4 separate regions of the Homo sapiens genome follow, and all the other regions are linked to region 1. A link is a contact called in ENCODE Hi-C or POLR2A ChIA-PET data. All regions are on one chromosome and are shown on one strand. Each heading gives the region's core, a stretch centred on a gene start or an enhancer-like site at or near the end of the contact. The rest is flanking DNA. Distances are from core to core; before and after follow the strand shown.

What was found. A loop is a pair of places that touch in the nucleus more often than their neighbours do. ChIA-PET counts read pairs that join two places held with the same protein, here RNA polymerase II (POLR2A). Pooled maps may share reads with other maps.
Region 2: a pooled map shows a loop between it and region 1 (11-fold over the local background). The contact joins the promoter of ACLY here to the promoter of PLEKHH3 in region 1. A Hi-C loop is called at or near these places in 2 of 37 single-sample maps with no recorded cell type and 8 of 50 pooled maps.
Region 3: a loop to region 1 is called in a pooled map, with 8 times the contacts of the local background. The contact joins the promoter of CNP here to the promoter of PLEKHH3 in region 1. A Hi-C loop is called at or near these places in 1 of 37 single-sample maps with no recorded cell type and 6 of 50 pooled maps.
Region 4: a pooled map shows a loop between it and region 1 (9-fold over the local background). The contact joins the promoter of TMEM106A here to the promoter of PLEKHH3 in region 1. A Hi-C loop is called at or near these places in 7 of 50 pooled maps. POLR2A ChIA-PET finds 5 or more read pairs at or near these places in 4 of 52 experiments (GM10248, H1, WTC11 and 1 more).

Annotation. Positions count from the first base shown.
Region 1 is chr17:42,675,700-42,678,260 of GRCh38, reverse strand. It overlaps PLEKHH3 (pleckstrin homology, MyTH4 and FERM domain containing H3), which reads left to right and starts at 1,267. Exons shown (of 13, transcript NM_024927.5): 1 at 1,267-1,859. The coding sequence starts at 1,698. RefSeq lists enhancers at 1-114, 115-616, 597-676, 807-856, 877-976 and silencers at 147-226, 1,087-1,336, 1,427-1,486.
Region 2 is chr17:41,917,685-41,920,245 of GRCh38, reverse strand. It overlaps ACLY (ATP citrate lyase), which reads left to right and starts at 1,295. Exons shown (of 29, transcript NM_001096.3): 1 at 1,295-1,366. RefSeq lists silencers at 913-1,172, 1,653-1,892.
Region 3 is chr17:41,965,515-41,968,075 of GRCh38, reverse strand. It overlaps CNP (2'',3''-cyclic nucleotide 3'' phosphodiesterase), which reads right to left and starts at 1,281. Exons shown (of 4, transcript NM_033133.5): 1 at 1,189-1,281; 2 at 1-8. The coding sequence starts at 1,191. ODAD4 (outer dynein arm docking complex subunit 4) reads right to left here. Exons shown (of 12, transcript NM_031421.5): 12 at 1,573-2,561. RefSeq lists enhancers at 1-249, 250-807, 1,909-2,008 and silencers at 779-968, 1,099-1,538.
Region 4 is chr17:43,210,606-43,213,166 of GRCh38, reverse strand. It overlaps TMEM106A (transmembrane protein 106A), which reads right to left and starts at 1,292. Exons shown (of 9, transcript NM_145041.4): 1 at 1,245-1,292; 2 at 773-940; 3 at 1-146. The coding sequence starts at 125. NBR1 (NBR1 autophagy cargo receptor) reads right to left here. Exons shown (of 21, transcript NM_005899.5): 21 at 1,479-2,561.

The sequences.
Region 1 (2,561 bases), core at 18-2,517:
GGAAGGCCCGGAGACGGCGCCGATCCTCAAAGGGTCCCACACGCCAGCCACTGGGGACCGACCTGGAACCCTCCATCCAAGATCTCTGGAATCGCCGCTGAGTCAGCAACGCGCGCGCGCGCCCGCGGAGGCCGCGGCCCCGCCCCGGCCGCCTAGCGCCTGAGTTAACCCCTTCCTATACAGAGCCGCAGGATATTAGCCCTAAGAGGCCTCCACTGTATTCGGAGACCACAGAATTCCTTAGAATCCAAGTCAGTCTCCCCAGCTGAGTTCGGTGAGCTGTGAGCTCTATATTCGATTTTATTTCCGGCCTAGGTCTGCACCTTCCCAGAGTGCCTGCCTCAACTCCTTCACCTCGAAAAGGAGGTGAGGCCGAGTGCAGTGGCTCATACCTGTAATCCCAGCACTTTGGGAAGCCAAGCTGGGAGGATCGCTTGAGCCCAGGAGTTAAAGACCAGCCTGGGCAACATAGTGAGACTCCATTTCTACAAAAAATAAATTTAAAAAATTAGCCAGGCATGGTGGTGTACGCCTGTAGTCCCAGCTCCTGGAGAGGCTGAGGTGGGAGGATCCCTTGAGCCGAGGAGTTCGAGGCTGTAGTAAGCTATAATGGCTCCACCGCACCCCAGCCTGGGCAAGACAGCGAGACCCTGTCTGGAAGAAAAAAAAAAAAGGGTGGGGGAGAGCTGAATCAGACCGAGAAACTGGAGAAACTGGACTCCTTCTCCCCAGACGTGGAGGGCCACCTCCAGAGCTGTGTCCTCGCAGGTCTGGACATCCTCTTAGTAGCCAAGGCGTTTCCCTTTCTCAGGGACCCTGAGACGAGACAGGGGTTCAGAGAGCGGCAGTTGGGTTTTCCTCTGTCCTGTGCCAAAACTCCTCAACAGGGTTTTTAATTGGTTGGTGAGCCAAGAGTTAAAACAAGAGCCTGAAGGCGGGCTTCCGTGACGTCACTAGCACCCCGCGTCCGACCTCAGAGACTGGGGCGTGGCTAACATAGCCTCGTCCCCTCCCTCCCTGTTTCCCCGCCCCTCCCCGCTGTCACCAAGCCAGGGGCACATGATGCAACCCAACGCGGTTTCAGCCGTCTGATTGGTAGCCGCGCCCGGCGCCAGGCACAGGGATTGGACAGAGGAGACTGTGACGAAACCTGGACCCTGCCTAGTAAAGAAGGGAGGAGAGAAAGAAGAGAGAGGGGGGGCCCCCCGGGAGGGAGGGGGCCGGGGGGGCGGGGTCCCAGCTCTGTGCTCGCGCCCCCAGCGCGCCAGTCCCGGGGCTGCAGGGAGCGCAGCGCGCGCGGCCCGGGCCCCGGCCACCGGACGCCCTACCGGACACGACCCTCCCTGGAGCTTGGACAACTGCCCACCTCGGACGCTGCACCGGACACTGCCCCCCACAGGGCTGGACACTCCAACGGACACTACTTCCCAGCTCCGGACATTGCTCCCTCCTCTCCCGGGGCCCTGGACGCTTTTCCCCCTCCCCCCTCCGGGGGCCCAGACACTGAGCCCCCCTCAGCGTCTGGCTAGCGTCCCCTTGCACCCCAGCCCAGGACACTGCCTCCTCCCTGTCCTCTTCTCCCTTCTGCTCCTCCCACCTCATCTTTCCCCTGCTCGGGTCGGAGCCCCGCCAGTTCCTCCGACCCCCTACTGCTCGGCCGCGGCTGCCCGCGCCCCCATCCGCAGCTCCTCGCCCGGATGCCTCTCCCCGGGGGACTATGGTGGCTTCTCTGCTGCCGTCGAGGCTTCACTCTTCTGCACCGGGACTACGGGGACGGCGAGCTTAGCGGGGACGGGGACGAGGACGAGGACGAGGAAACCTTTGAGCTGCGGACCCCGAGTCCAGCGGGCGGCGGGAGGGTAAGTCCCGGGGGTTCGGAGCCTCGTCTCAATCACTCTCGCTGTAACCGGCCGTCACGCTGATCCGCTCCAGCCTCCAGCCACACGCTGCGCGCTTGGCGAACTAGGGATGAGGGAGAGTTTTTTGCCTGGGGGCCAAAGCCCCCGGGAGCTCTCGGAGCAGCAGCCCTACTCGGGATGTGCCTGTGGGCCTCCCGCTGCAGGCTGGGCGCTATCCACCTGCTGGGGGCCCTGAGGCAGGGGAGGCGTCACGCGTGGCCCGACCTGGCCCTGCCTCTCCCTTCCCCGCTGGGCCCGCGTCCCATCCCGTCTCCTTCCGCCTCCGCCAGCGCCGAGGAATGTGGCGAGGCCGGCTGGGCGGCTCGAACGCCTGGGTCCCCCTCCGCTCCCAGTTCGCAAGTGCGGAGGCCAGATGCGAGAGCTCCCGCTGCGGAGACCTGGACGAGGGGGAGAAGTCATCCCAGGATTGGGGTCTGTGGCGGGGACCCCAAGGAGAGGGAGGTGGGAGCTCTTTGAGGACCCCTCCTCATTACCCTGCCACTCAGGACAGAACTCTCGGCTTTCCCGGGTGAGGCTCCTGGGAAACCCCTGAGGGGATGGATGGTGAGGGACACTGGGCTGCTGCCTGGTTTTGTCGAATCTCCCCGTGGGGAAACGGAGGCACGATTGGTGTGGGAGACCTCCATCCCTTGACGTCTCCTC
Region 2 (2,561 bases), core at 46-2,545, 760 kb after region 1:
GACCAGAAAGTGACATCATCAGGGAACACTTGATTCAGGCATGGGTAGCAAGTTCAGTTACCTTACTCCTGGCAGCAACAGGATTGGGGGAGGGGGTCTTGGAGAAGATTTTGTCTGCAAATGTCGCAACACTGTTGCAGTGTGAGTATGACCCAAAGTGCTTGGCAGGGGGACAGGCCTGCTGCTTCCCTGCATTCTGGGCTGACCTCTTCACCTGAGTCGGTCAGTGGACGCTTTTGGCCTCCTTCCTGGAGCTAGACAGCTGTTAGGCTTAGGGAGCAGCTCCGGACCTACAGGGTTGGGGTGCAGGTAGGGAGGGAGGCTGCAGCATGTCAGAGTGGTAAATACATGTCCTGATTTCCAGGACTGATTTCACATATTCTGCCCCACAAGTTCACCAGCACCTGTCAGATTGGATGTCCCAGTTTTTGGTTTGGAAAATTCGATCTGTCTCAGGTAATGGAGAAGGGGGAGACAGCAGTTCATTCATTCCAGTGTCTAAGCCTGTGGTTGGTGGGAACAAGAGACTGTCTGGGATGGCTCCAGCCCTTCGCTGGAATCTCGCATTGAATTCCTAGCTCCGCCCTGATCCGTGCTGAGGCGAGCAGGTGAGTGGGACGGACAGCGCTGTGCCTGCACCCTCCTAGCCCCACTTGCTTACCGCGGCCCCTGCCTTATCCCACACTGGGAAGTATGCTCTGTTAGCCTCGGCTCAGCCTTGCCTCATCGGCCCAGTGGGGAGAGTCCAGGGAGGAGAGAGGCTCCACGTGCTAAAGGAAAGCGGCCTGCCAGACACTGCTGCTTAAGGAGACTGTCTAAGCAATCGGATTCGGTGCGGCCGAGATGCAGACGTCCGTTTCTCCCAAGGGAAGGAGCAAGGGTACTCCAGGTCCCAAAGCTGCGTTACAGCCAGTTGGGCTAATCCTACCCGCCCCTCCCCCAACTCCCCGAGTGGCAATCTGTCCAGCCCCTCAAGCGATCAGGCCACAACCCCCAGCACCGCGCGTTCTCCTCCCAGCCTAGCCCGGCCCATCTCCCCACCCGGGGCCCCGCCCCGGCCCCGCAGGCTCCCAAGAGGCGGTGGATGGGCCAGCGGGACTACAAGTCCCAGCAGGCCCCGGGGCCCGCCCTCGTGGGGCGGAGCCAAGCCAGCAGCGAATTGGGAGGAGCCCTGGCGCTCAGGCTAGGGAACGCGTGTGGCCAATCGCGGGGCCGTTCTCGCCGCGAGCCGATGGGGGCGGGGAAAAGTCCGGCTGGGCCGGGACAAAAGCCGGATCCCGGGAAGCTACCGGCTGCTGGGGTGCTCCGGATTTTGCGGGGTTCGTCGGGCCTGTGGAAGAAGCGCCGCGCACGGACTTCGGCAGAGGTGAGCACGGGAGGCTGTTTTCGCTGGCTGGAGCCCGCTCGCCCTAGGAGCTTCCTGCCTCCGTCCCCCAACCCGGAACCGCCTTCCCCGACGCGGGCTCGGTGCCCACGCGCCCTGCTCGGAAGTTTTGAGGGTCTTAGCTTTAGGTTAGCCTTCGCCCGGGGTCCCGGCCGGTGGCCGCGTGTCGACGCCCCTCCCCTCCCCCCGCGCGACACACACATATTCCAGTTCCTGGGAGTTTGCATGGGGCTTGCCGCCATCCTTGCCTCTTCTGCCTCTGCCACATTGCATGGTCCCCCTCCTGGCGCGCCTCACCCCTCCCGGGCACAGCTATCGAGGCTCCTCGGGCTCATCGGGACGCCTTTTGGCTCCATCCGGGTTCCCCCATCGGATGCCGGGACGGGAAGTAGAGAAAGCGGTGGCGACTGGTCCCACTCCGATTCCTCACTGGCCGGGCTCAGGCCCTTCTTGGTTCCGTGGGTACAAAATTGAGCTCCACGCCCAAGTGGAGAGAATGAGCTATGCGCGCCTCCGGGGCGGGCCACGCGGGGCCAGGCTGCCCCAGGGTGCCCGAGGCCTCGCCTCGTCTCGCCGCGAGGACTGGAATCTCGCAGCAAGGACCCTCCTCGCACTGGAGGTATCGTCGAGTCCAGCCCCTAAGTGACAGATGGCCGGGGTGCCACCCCACCCTTGAGCTGACGCCAAGTCTGGCCGGGGAAAGGTCCTCAAGGGGCTGGAGGATGCTGCCGCCGCCCTCCTGTCGAGCCTGGCAATGGGCCAGTCCCAGCGCCTGCCGCGGTCTCCAACCTTGGCAGATACCGTGCAGTGCCGAGTTCTGCCGTTATGGGGTCCCTGGAGGTCTTCCTGGGAAGAGGATTTTGGAAGAGACGATAAGGAAAAGTGCACAGCACAGTTTGGCCAGCTAGCCTACTCCTCTCCACCCTTAACTTTCCTCTGTGTTTTCAGCTGGCTCAGCTGAACTAAAATGTGGGGTGAGGGACAGCTGGTAGGTCTCATTTGCCCAGATGGGTGATTTTCACCTCTTAGAAACCTTCCTAAACAGCTTGGGGGGCGGTAGTGGGAAGACCCCTCAGACACTGGACAGCTTATGGCTCCATCCCCGTTCTGACACTATGCCTGCCGCAGTAAGGGGCACTCACAGAATTCTGCCTCTCTAGAATTTACTCCAGGGATT
Region 3 (2,561 bases), core at 32-2,531, 710 kb after region 1:
CCTCTGTTCTGTGTAAGGAGGGGAAGAGATGTCAGCCCAGGTCATTCGCGGGCTCCCCGCCGGCCTTACCCCTAGTCCCTAGACTGGTTGTGGGTGCCTTCCCAAGCGGGGCAGTGCTGGACCTTCTTTCCCTTTCGGTCCGGGAGCACCTTTCCGCTTCTGGTCGTGGAGGAGGAAGAGGGAAGCTTGTCTGAAGCTCTCCTAAGCGTGCGCTTTCCCCATTCCTGCCACTTCGGAAAGGTAAACGTGCTGGAGGCATGCGGGGCGCGCCAGGAGCCTGCGGTTCTGGGACTGGCCTCACTCTTATATGCTTGGCACCTACTAAGGACGTCCTCTTTGGAGGTGGGGGTCTCTGTGTCTGGGCCAAGCCACAGCTGCCACGGCTGAGTGCACAGAGAAGGGGGGGAGTGGAGAAGGGTTACCCCAAGACTGCCTCCCTTCCCCCAACAATGGCCGCAACAGATAATACTCTCTTGTCTGGCATGCGGGTACAATGGTCCCACAGAAGGGCTGGTGGGGGGCAGGGCAGGAGAGCACTGGACAAAGGCCCTCTTTCACCAAGCCTGCCACCTCCTCCTCTACCCTCTCCCGGCCCCCACAAAGTCGTGGTCTTTGTGCCTGTCCAGAACAGGGCAGCACAGGGCACCTGCAATTAGGATCCAGCTCTACCCGCCGCTGTGCTGTGTGTCAGAAGCGCCTCTCGGAGCCACTTGTTTTCCTATCTTCTAGAAGCCACAAGGGACGGCAGCTTTTACCGTAAAGGGTCCCCTCCTCTGAACTGGCTCCACCTCCCGCCCGCACCCGGGCGCGGGGCAGCGGTTCCGCGTGATGAGACTGGGCCCGGGGAGGGGGCGCCGAAGCGGCTGCCCCAGCGCGGGCCTGCGTGGGGTCGGGAGCAGCTCCCGGGCTCCCGGCCCAGGCCCACCCAGGCTCCCAGAGGCGCAGCAGCTTCTGCGGTCCCGAGTTCCCTCCTGAGAAACACCACCGTTTCCCTTTACAGCGGCCTCTCCGGCACCCCAAAACCCCTCCGCTTCTCCCAGACCTCAGGGCCGCCCTGAGTACCAAGAAAACTGGAAGTCGAACCCGGAGCCCCGGGTCCTCGTTTGCAAGACGCTTCCTCCCGAGGGGCCCCGACACTCGTTTCCCGCCCTGGTGCTACCCCGTGCCCGGCCCCGCCCGGCCTCTCACCATGATGAGGAGGGGCGCCACCGTCGCCGCCTCTGCCGGCACCAGCGCTCCGGGGCCGCCCGCCTGCGCGGAGGGACACGGGAGTCCAGCGGTGGCACGACCCGAGCCCGGCCGCTTTACATAGCCCGGGGGGCGGAGCGGGCACCCGGGCGGGCTGGGGGCGGGCCGTCTCCTCTGCGCGCAGGCGCTGCGAACCAAAACCCGAAACTCTCGCCGCGCGCGGGAACCTCGGCCCGGTCCCGCCCCCTGCGCGCGCCTGCTCCCCACGCGCACCCACCCACTGCGCCTGCGAGCTGAGCGGCCACTAGCTTTTTCTGCGTGTTGAGGGGTAACTCAGTCACCCTCCCCGGTCCCGTGGATTAGCAGGAAGTGAGTGAGGCAGGGTCGTGCAAAGTCGGATCCTGTCTTTAATTTTTGATATTTTATTCATCATGGACTTTTGCATTAATTAAAAACTTTTTTTTTTACCACATTGGATTAAAATATTATCATGCAATTTGCTGGCATTCCGGTAAACTCTGCATCTGAAATGCCTCACTGGCCTCATTCGTCCAGGCCCTGTGCCAGCCGAAAGTCAGTCTCAGCCCCGACCTTTCCTTCTAGGAGCTGTGGAGACAGACCAGGATGGCAATGGCCAAAGGGACAGATGAGTAACGGAGTGAAATCCTAACATCCTCTGAGGCCAGATCCTCAGCTGCCACCTCCTCTGTGAAACCACTGAGAGCTCCGTTGGATTTTTGAGTTTCCTGTCCAAGTGCTGTGCTAAGCACTCAGTCCTCGCAGCAACCCCTGAGGCAGGTATCCCATTGTTCAGAGGAGAAGCCAGCTTGGAGAGCCTGATTTACCTGATTATGCCACCCAGAGGTGTCAGAGGCGGAGTCTGTCTGCCCTCCCGACTCCCAGGCCACTCCCCTATCTTTGGCCTCACTCCCAGCATTCGCTTGGTTCTGGCTTGCGGCATTCTCCTACCTGTGACAGCTGGGGCCGCCCCACCACTGTTCCATCCATAAAGCCTCCCCGCTGTCCTGCGCACTGGAGGGACTCAGTCAGTCACCGGTGTGTGGGAAGCACCTCTCCTCCCAGGCCTTCCCCTCTCCTCCCTGTGACTTCTTGTTCCCTGTAGCGCCCGTATCTTCACCCTCCTGAAACCCTTTCTTCTTGGCACCTTTCTCATTTCTTCCACGATGCTCTTCCAAGAATGGGCAGGGGTGAAGAGGCAAAGTGACAGACTCAGGGTTTGCAAGAGTGAAAGACACCTATTTAATGGCAAAATAGTGATGGAAAGCAGCAGAAGTAAAACCCTCATTTTTCCTATAACAGACAAATCGCTTGAAAATCCAGTTTAATAAAATCCCATGATCCCTCTGAACACC
Region 4 (2,561 bases), core at 43-2,542, 530 kb before region 1:
AAAGACTTGCTGCTACCGGTGCTGGAGTAGTTGACAGCCTTGCTGCCAATGGCTGGTTTGGAGGACAGGATTGACTTGTTCTCATCCTCCCGCCAAGAGCCCAGCTGGGAAAACGTCTTACCCATTCTTCAGGGGCGGGGGTTTCACTAATGAGAAAAGACCAAAGTTCAGTGCTAAGCTTGTTAGCACTGACGCCAGATGTAATTTTGGTTTGAAGTTCTCAAGACTGGCAAGGAGCTTCACCACAGTTTAAGCAAGCTCAAGCCTAAGGAAGATAGGATGTGAAAAACTGGGTGGTCACATGGGACTCTCAGAAGTCTCAATGCATTTCGACTCCTTTCATTATTTTAAAAGAGACCAATCTGCCTACAAAAGGGAAAACAAAAGAAAAGCAGAAGTTACTTCACTTTAAGGAACTTCCATAAGTGATTGTCAGAGCATTTAATTTTTCTCTGGAAAAGTTGCTGAGCTGTCATTCAGTTTAAGGGAAGGAAGTTGGATAGGGCAGAAAAGAGATTCTTTGAATCAAGGAGAGAGGAGGCCAGACTGGTCACAGGTGTGGTTAAGACCCCTATCTAAAGAAGCCCTGGGAGAAAGCAGACACCTCACTGCTTTCTGAGGCGGGGTAAGAAAGCCTGAGGAGGGTCATAGTGATACCAGGGTCTGTCTTTCACTAGGAAAACTCAAGGCTAAATCTGGACTCTGTGTGACAGAACGAGGCCGGCAAGTGAGCCACACAGATCTTTCTGGGCTAAAATATAGGGATGCTCACCTTGTTCAGGTCTGGGATCCCAGGCTCCTCAGCCGCACGAGGGCGAGACTTCTGGAGTGCGTCTTTGGGGAGAAGGGCCTCTAAGGGCAGAGTGGGCTGGGCTGGGCTGAGCTGAGCTGGGCGGTGGTGGGGAGAAGCACCGCCTGGGGCCGGCAACCGGCCGGAGTCCTAGGGGAACGAATGTGCCGCACTGGAGAGTGGGGATAGTAAGGACGCTGACCTCCCCGAAGGGCCAAGCCGATTCCTGGGCTACATGGGGGCTCTGCCATGGGCCGACCGGGTGGAAGCGGACGGAGAAGGTGTGACTTCATTAAGGGAGGATTTCAAGTCCCACCACACACCCCTAGAGGCCGTTAGTCAAGCTTGGTACCCGTGCGGGGGGCGCCTGTGTGTTGGGCGAGGAGGCGGCAACAGGAGGTGTCTTGACCTCCGAAAGGTAAAGTAGGTATAAAGGGTCTAGGGAGGGCCTTACCCGCGGACGACTGCAGCGACAGAAACGGAAGAGAGTGGAATCGAAAATGCGGGAGCGAACACTCCCCTCAAGCTTTGACTCAGTGCCCAGGGAAGTCCCGCCCCAGCCCCTAAGGGCCCACCCCCCCGTCCCCCGGTCCGCCCCTTCGCCACGCAGCAGCCTGAGACGCTGCCAGCTCTTCAAACGTTACCCGAGGGCCCGGACGCTGCTTCCGCAAGGACTAGCCAGTCCGGGTAGGAATTTCCAAGAACATTTATTTCACCATTCTTTAGGTGGTTATGTACAAGTACATACATAACCAGGAGAGCAACCCGGGCCCTCCTGGCCCTCGATTATAAAACTCCGATGGTCAAGACAGGTCCCACCCATCAACCCAATTACACCCTGCCGCTCCACCTTCTACCCGGAAGCCCCGATTAAAACGTTTTAAATAATGAACGGCCTGGCTGGCTTGCAGTTTGAATCCTGGTTTATTTAAGTAGCATTCAGGAGTTATACTGTAAATAAACATCATTATGGCTAATGACTAATTAAAATCACCATTCATTACAAATACCAACCAGGTTAGATAATACTATTAACTATCTTTTCCCCTTCGGTCTGGGGTTCATATTCTTCCTTTTCTGGAAGTCATTTTCATGGATAAAATATTTAGCATTTTTTGTTACCTCTTCCTTCACCAACTGTACTCAACACACTTCTGTAAACAGAGTGAGAACCTGGGTTCATGGACAAGCTCTTTTCCACTTATCTTCGGGTTAAACCAAAACTTTTTCAGCAACTTTGCCCCTGTCCAAGTTTTGCAGAACACCAGCTGCCTCTTCCTGTTCTAGGCATTCTAGGGCTAGATACCTGTGAACGGACTTCAAGCATTAAAGAAGTCATCAGCATTTCCTATACCTCACACACACTCATTTGCCCACCCTGAACTTCACTGACATTAATTTAGGAGCCTGCCTTTTGCCTTTCACATGTTTCTATTTCCCCCACTGTACTGTAAAATAAGATCTGCCCTGACATTAAGAAAAAAGGCAACTGTTAAATTTACTTTTCCCTTTAAATAACGGGATTTTTTCCTTTTCTATAAGATTAGCAAAATATTTCACAATACCTATATTTTTTCCCTTAAATAAAAATGTATGCAAAATTACTATAATAGACATTGCTCAATAGGTGCTGGTAGGTTTATCAGCACACTCTTCCTCCTTTCATTGAAATGCGGAGATTCCCTTGAAGTTGGATACTCTTGAATGCACCATGGAGTCTTTAGAAAGCAACGGTGCCAATTATTAAGTATTGCAGGAAAATTACTTTCTC